Linked DNA regions of Mus musculus: regions 2 and 3 are each linked to region 1. A link is a loop called in an ENCODE intact Hi-C map of the cell type or tissue named here. Cell type or tissue: left cerebral cortex. All regions are shown on one strand.

Evidence for each region. Hi-C counts contacts between places; a loop is a spot of excess contacts. Peaks named below come from ENCODE experiments on the same cell type or tissue, not always from the same donor. Only the 100,000 strongest peaks of a DNase experiment are listed, where the experiment ranks them.
Region 2: it touches region 1 in a loop (2.0-fold over the local background); 2 of 42 quality-filtered maps call a loop at or near these places.
Region 3: it touches region 1 in a loop (1.9-fold over the local background); 7 of 42 quality-filtered maps call a loop at or near these places.

Annotation. Positions count from the first base shown.
Region 1 is chr10:88,668,370-88,670,869 of GRCm38, forward strand. No RefSeq gene overlaps it. Among named protein-coding and RNA genes, the nearest start is that of Spic, 13 kb to the right of the region's middle. In left cerebral cortex, a CTCF peak has its summit at 1,555; a DNase peak (open chromatin) is centred at 1,552.
Region 2 is chr10:88,589,901-88,592,400 of GRCm38, forward strand. All of the region lies in intron 1 of Mybpc1 (myosin binding protein C, slow-type), which reads right to left. Among named protein-coding and RNA genes, the nearest start is that of Mybpc1, 14 kb to the right of the region's middle. In left cerebral cortex, no CTCF peak of the experiment used is centred here; a DNase peak (open chromatin) is centred at 1,359.
Region 3 is chr10:88,449,849-88,452,348 of GRCm38, forward strand. No RefSeq gene overlaps it. Among named protein-coding and RNA genes, the nearest start is that of Sycp3, 8.5 kb to the right of the region's middle. In left cerebral cortex, no CTCF peak of the experiment used is centred here; a DNase peak (open chromatin) is centred at 1,550.

The DNA.
Region 1 (2,500 bases):
AAAAGGCCTATGATCCCAGTATTTGGGAGGTGGAGGCAAGATCAGGAGGTCAAGACCAATCTCTACTACACAGGGAGTTTGAGCCTAACCTGGGTTCAATGAGAACCCTTTTGTCTTAGTTAGGGTTTTACTGCGGTGAACAGACACCATGACCAAGGCAAGTCTTATAAAGGGCAACATTTAATTGGGGTTGGCTTACAGGGTCAGAGATTCAGTCCACTATCATCAAGGAACATGGCAGCATCCAGGCAGGCATGGTGCAGGAGGAGCTGAGAATTCTACATTTTCATTTGAAGACTGCTAGAAGAATACTGGTCTCCAGGCAGCTAGGATAAGGGTCTCAAAATCCACACCCACAGCGCCACGCCTACTTCAAAAAGGTCACACCTACTTGAACAGGGCCACACCTTCTAGTAGTGCCACTCCCTGGGCCAAGCATATACAAACCATCACACCATCTCAACAATAACAACAGAGGATATTGAGGAAAGACAATAAACATGGCCAGCCAAGGGCTCAGTCCTCTCCCAGGCAGGAATCTCACCATTCCTACATTTAGACAGATGCTACACTCAAGGGACTAGAGCTTATTTGTGGCTCTTGTCTTTTCCAAATTAGACTCTATATCGTGGTCCATCACAGGGCAGTCATGAGCAAATGCAGCAATGAACAAAGGAGACCAATGATCGTTCCGGAACTCCCGGTGATTGGATATAGTAGCTCAGTGGGAGTTTCAAGTGCTGCCCCTTGGGTTGTGTGACTAACTTCCACATAAGCATGAACAGTTTTGAAATGCATGTGAATATATCAGACAGACAAAGGCTGGACCATGGTGTTCTGATTCCTCCCTGACATCTGCACTTTCTCCTTTCGGGCAATATCTGTTTTAAGCAGGTGTTCTTTCCTGCTCCTTTCTGGGAGAGTGACCTTTCCCTTCTTCAGAAGGAGTTCCTATCGTGTTTGTACTCTGAGGCTTGAGATATTCTAGGAGATTCTGGAAACTGTTCTTATGGTCACATGGGCACAAACACACATACACACACACACACACACACACACACACACCTTAGGTGCACTGTAACAATGATTCTCAATCTTTGGGTCATGACCCTTGCAGTCACATATCAGATATCCTGCATATCTAATGTCTACATTTCAATCCATAACAGTGATGAAGTAGCAAGGACATAATTTTATGGTTGGGGTCATCACAACTGTATTAAAGGGTTGAAGCATTAGGAAGAGTGAAGACCACTGCTCTATAACCCTATCTGAAGATGGTTCAGGCAGGTTAGAAAACATCCCTTCTTTGTGATAACACAGATGAATTATGAAGCCAAATGGTGGTAAGAGGTACATCATTTCCTTCCAGGGTTCCTTAGACCATGTGGAAAATAAGTCATAGCTTTCTTTTCTAATTGCCCATATTCAGATTCCTCCCTCAATGTATTGTTTGCTGATCTCTAATCTTTTATCAGCTCGAGAGATTAAAACATAAAACAAGACTTCATTAGCAGTGGGCTAAAGAGAGAGAGTGGGGCAGCAGTGCCTCCATGTGGCTGAGTTGTAGTATAGGAAACAATGACCCCTCACTACACACTTAAACCTGGGAGATTGAACTGCAAAATGATTTATGGTAGTTGGGGTCTTCAGAAGGTTATTATCACAGTGCCATTTTCCTTAGATCACTATTTCCTGGCATCACAGCCCATGATTGGAAGCATAGAGAAAACACAGGCAAAGGACAGCCAGGATAACGTGGGTGCATGCACACTTAATTATTGCCTGTCTGTGAGATTTATGTTTGATGTGTCTAACCATCTTGGAGTGGCCAGTTTGGGGGTAATTATCATATTCCCATTGTGTCAAGTACCGTCCTTTGTTTTAAGAACGTTTAAAATATCTATTCTGAAACAGACAAAGTATTTCTATTTTCAAGGTTTATTATTATGTTTGTGTATGTGCACGTATGTCTTTGTGAGTGTATGCCCTGTGTGTGCATGTCGACGGAAGCCAGAAGAGAGTGTCTAATCCCCTGCAGATGAAGTTACAGGCAGGTGTGAGATGTGTGGGTGCATTCTTTTTTTTTCAGTCCGGGTCCTTTATTTCTTTTTTTTAAACATTAGGCCATGAATTCGTATGGAATGGGCTCCAACAGCTCAGGCTCTTTTCCGTTAGTCCTCACAAAGTGTGCTTCTCTGGGTGGTGCAGCCTGGCGCCTCAGCTGTACCCAGGTGCCCTTGGCTTCCTTGTTCTTCTGATCTTTCTCCTTCACCAGCTTCAGGAAGCTGCCTCTGCTCTTCCAGAGCTTGATGCGCTCAGTCCGCACATTGGTCCCTTGGCCAGAATCTTGCCCTTAACTTGATTGTTCACAGTGATGCTCACAGTGTTGGCATCAGGACCTCCCAAACCTGTGACATCACATAAGCGACAGCGCGACCTACAGACCGGTTGTCCAGACAACGGCCGCCATATTCCCAGAATCCATCGGGCTCACCTC
Region 2 (2,500 bases), 78 kb before region 1:
AGCACCTTCAAGGTCACGTGATCTCTTATGCTGACCCACCTCCGGGAGCATCCCTCAGTTTCCTCCTTAGAAAACGGAACTAACCACAAAGCCTCCGTCTTGGGGTGGTCGCAGAAAGGAAAGAGTTAATAGATGGCATCATCTATGCATTATTGCTTCCTGGTTTTTCTTAACGATCATCATGTTTACTTGGCCACACCTGAACAGGAAACGTATATGCCACCTGTTTAGGATTTGTCTACTTTTCAGGACCAGGACTTCCCGTGCAGAATTGGGGTGGGGGCTGAGGAGACAGCTAAGAGTGGGACAGATGTGCTCTCCTCCTTCACCCTAACTATAAAAACGGGAGCTACTAAAGTGAGTATAATTCACGGCTAGCATTGCAGTTCACAAGTTAGAGAAGCAGATCAGTCATCAACCAGTCATCAATTGCGCCGAAACAGAACGGATAGTGGGAAAAGAAGCGCCGGTCATTCCCGGGACATTGGTAGGAGTTCGTGTAACCTGTAGATAATAAGTGACCAGAAATGGTGACGGCCAAGCAGGTTTGACTCGGAAAATGAACCAATCCCAAAGTTTCAGCACCCCCACGGGGTGTCCTTTAATATTATCTATATTGCTGCTTGTGTGTGTGTGTGTTATGTCTTTGTCTCGGACAGATCCTGTCATGCTCAGCTTTGCCACTAAAATCATTTGCACCCCTCCCCCCAAATTCACTGGCTGCTTCTATGGCAGCTATTTGTTAGTAACGATATCCCTTATACCTCCACTGAGTATGGGGTAGGTTGGAGAACATGTTATGAATCTGGCTTACAAAACGGGCTGAGAGAGGAGACCCCATGTTTAAGGAACTTGCTGGTGAATGATTGCCAGGATTGGTTCTGTTGCCCCTCCTCACTCTGCCTTCTTACAGTACTTGGGACCCTCGAGCTCCAGAAACTGCCATTTGCACAGGGTCTGATCAAACCATAGATTGTGAGGGGGAGATCAGTGGCCAAGTTCAAAATTCTGTATCTCTCACGGGTTTGTGGGCACTGCTGCTGCTGCTGATCCACAGCCTACACGCGGAGCATCGTGACTCAGTCCGGACCCTAAAGGTCCCCTATGCGGCTTCCATCTCATAGATGGTTGTAAATGCTAAAGCGTTTACAGTAGCTGCGGGCCTTTCTTCCCTCTTTGGTCACAAGCTTCTTCAGGACAAGACCCATCTCCTTTTCCTTTCCAAGTTCCACACAGCAGGTGCTCTGTAAATATAGCCGACTGGCAGGCTGTTCCTACCCGCACAAAAGCCCCTTCTCCTCCCTGCCAAGAAATCAAGAACTGTCCCCTGCTGCTCTATGGGCAGCTTTCTTCGGCTGCATTACCCACAGGGAACGCTATGTCTTCCATTGCTGTCCTCCTGCTGGCTAAGGCTCCCGGGCACCCGCCCAAATCCATCTTTTAGATTTCATCTTAACTGTCAACACATGTCTTGCATTTCTTAACAAGGGCAGGAGAGCAATCGCGGCTAGGGTACTGGCTCTCAGGAACAACGCGCCCCTTTCCTTTCTAAGGAATCTGTCCCCTTTTAAAATTGAGGCTGGAAAGGCAACTAGAACCAAGAAAAAAAACAAAACAAAACAAAAAAAAAAAAACCATGTCCCACCAATTCCTAGGCAAATACCCCTCAGGTATTTATATCAGGTAGGTGATTCCCAGGTAGTAATAGCCAAGAGGTACCATTTTTTTTTTTAGAACCACAGATAACACAATTGCTTGAGGGCAGAACATAGCATCTTAATTTCATAAGCTAATCTATGTTATAAATCCTCGAGTGGCAGATCTTGGTGGATCCAACCAACCGCTGCCAGCTTCTTACATTTTGTCTGGCTTTCTTGTTCCCTCGACTGGCTCTTTCTCCTGGGTCCCCTCTTCCCCTTCCAGACCCAGAAGTCACACCTTCTTCTTGGCCAGTGATTGGTTTCTTGTCCTATTTGTTATCTAATCAATGAGGGGAAAATTCCATTACAATAGCTGTGTTCTGAAAACTTATCCTGAGGCCCAGAGACAAGTACAGCTTTCATTTCACATCTGAGAATCACCTCTCTGAAGCCAACTCTTCATATCTTAAACAGGAAAATAGATATTGACAAAGCAAGATGCCACTAAACTGCCTACTCAAAAGCCAAAATACTGAGTCTGAGCTTTCTGAACCAGCTGGCTAAAGGCTGGTTCTCTCTGTGTACTCATCCATTAGCAGAAAACATACTAATAGGTCTGGAAGAGAGGGACTATGTAAGTTGCCCAAGAAAGAGAAGGAGGAGGAAGAGGAAAATAAATAACCAGAGAGAGCCCAAATATCTTAGTGGAAAACATACACATGAGTGGGATTCCAAAACAGCAACGAAGCTGGCTTCTGCCTTCCTAGACCCGAATGAGCGGGTAGACTTTGATCTTTTCTAACTCACAACAGGCTTTCCCTTCCTCTGCAAGGCTGAAATGCTTTCAGATGCTTGATCTA
Region 3 (2,500 bases), 220 kb before region 1:
GCCATGGAAGGATGCTACTTACTGGTTTGCTCTCCATGGCATGCTCAGGCTGCTTTCTTAGACAACTCTGGGACCAGCCTGCCTGGGAGGTTGGTACTGCCCGCCATGGGATGGGCTTGGCCACATCAATCATCAGTCAAGACAAGCCTTCCCAGGCTTGCCTGCAGGCTAATGTTTGGAGGCATTTTCTCAGTTGTAGTTCCTTCCTCTCAGATGTCTAGCTTCTGACAATCACTCACACACACACTTTCAAATCTCTTTATTTGATCCATTATTATTGTAGACGAGAGGGAAGCGTGTCACCTGTTGGACCCCAGAAAACATCCGTCGTCCTGGCCAATGCACCAAATGTTAGTAGGGTCCACTTAGAGTCAACACAACACAAGCACCAGGTCATTGCAGATGACAAAAACTGTATTGCAATCAAGCTGCTACTGACCCATCAGGGCCACACAATGGACTCAAGAGCTGAACTGCACCCCACACTCGAGCCCTGAACCAGAATGTTCCAGAGCTTTTAAGCTTGAAGACCACAAACATCCGTGCCAAGTTACAGTTACATCTTGTTCAGTCAAGGCTCTCCTTTGCCTTGTTTTTTTCTGGGTTCCGGGGATGGAATTCAGGTCACTGTGCTGCTACAGCAAGCACCCAACCTGCTGAGCCATCTCACTGACCTCTCTAAGATGTTTCCTAAGAGACTGCTATGTCACACGAATGTTCTTCAGATAGTACGTGCCGCTTAACACATCTTTGCCAGCCTGCCTCATCTCCACCCCATCCCTCCATCAGACCCCAATTCAGGATGGTCCTTGAACCACAGTTGAGGAAAGTTTGATATTTGAAGCAGTGTGCGCCTATAAAACAAGGTAGTAACATTGAGAAAAGAACTGAGGGAAGCAGGCCCGGGAATTTGCAACACAGTCTTTTGGATTTTGGAGGAGGAGGAGGAGCTAGCAAGAACACCGAGAAGGTACAGGTGGATGGGAGTGGGAGATAAGAGGTGTGTGGGAAAATATCAAGGACTGTATAAGACAGAAGATAGAAATGAAAGAGAAACGTACGGGTGGTTAATGGTGTTGGTTGTTGCTAAGTCAAGCAAGGATCCGAGATGATGAGTTATAAGCATTTTAAACTAAGCAAGATGTGGGGGGAAATCAGTGAAAGGGTCTAAACATAATCTGCCATATCTAAAGAAAATATCTGTAAACCACAGTAATGCCAGAATGTGAAGGCGGGTGGGGTATGTAAAAGTGCCAGCAAACATACCTGGGTCCAAAGACTTGCAATGAGACTGCTGTTCCTCTTATCACAAGGAATGGATTGCTCCACGGTTTAAAGCTTGCTGAGGTCATTTGATTTTCTATTTCTTTTTTTTTTTTTTGCCGGGGTTGGGGGGCAGTTGGTGAGGGTTAATGAGATTGATGAGAGACTCAGAAAGAGCTTTGAGACTTTAGTCCTCTTTAGGCTTCAGCTGGAACCTTGGCATGAATGAGCCAGAGACTGACTGAGGCATCTCAGCCAAGAGCTGGCATACTCCCAACCTTGTAAACAAAACCACTAGATTACCCACTCCCTGCAGCTCTGCCAGAGGCAGAGGAGATCAGCCCCAAATGGAGATCCACAGAATTCTGAACTGCAGCAGTACTTCTTTCAAGCTACTGAGTTTTAGAATGGTCTGTTACAGAGCAGTAGCTAAGTCACAGGAACTAAAAGAGACAGAAGGAAGAATGCTCGCTTTGTTTAATTAGAATCCTACATGAAATTTCTTTCTCTGTGAACTGGCCTAGATGCCCATCAGCCAATGACTAGATAAAGAAAATGTGGTTCATATACACACTGGAATTTTATTTGACTGCAATTAAAGAATGAAGCTGTGAGAGCTAGGCAGTGGTGGCACACACCTTTAATCCCAGCACTTCGGAGGCAGAGACAGGCAGATTTCTGAGTTCGAAGCCAGCCTGGTCTACAGAGTGAGTTCCAGGACAGCCAAAGCTACACAGAGAAACCCTGTCTCGAAAGAAAGAAAGAAAGAAAGAAAGAAAGAAAGAAAGAAAGAGAGAGAGAGAGAGAGAGAGAGGAAGGAAGGAAGGAAGGAAGGAAGGAAGGAAGGAAGGAAGGAAGGAAGGAAGGAAGGAAAGAAAGAAAGAAAGAAAGAAAGAAAGAAAGAAAGAAAGAAAGAAAGAAAGAAGGAAGGAAAGCTGTGATATTTGCAATAAGACGGAAGGAACTGGAGATCGTGAAATATGCCACATAAAGATAGTACATGATTTCTCCCATACACAGAGTCTAGATCTTAAGTGGGCATACACACAGGGCTGGAGCGATGATTCAGTGATTAAGAATGTGTACTTTTTTTTTGTAATGTTTCCCAGCAAGTTCCCAGCAAACACAGAATGGCTAACAACTGCCTGTAACTGTCATGGTTTATAAAAGCTAGGTAGATGTGGTGGCACAGCCGGTGTACTGGGGGCTGAAGCAAGAAGACTGCTGCAGGTCAGTG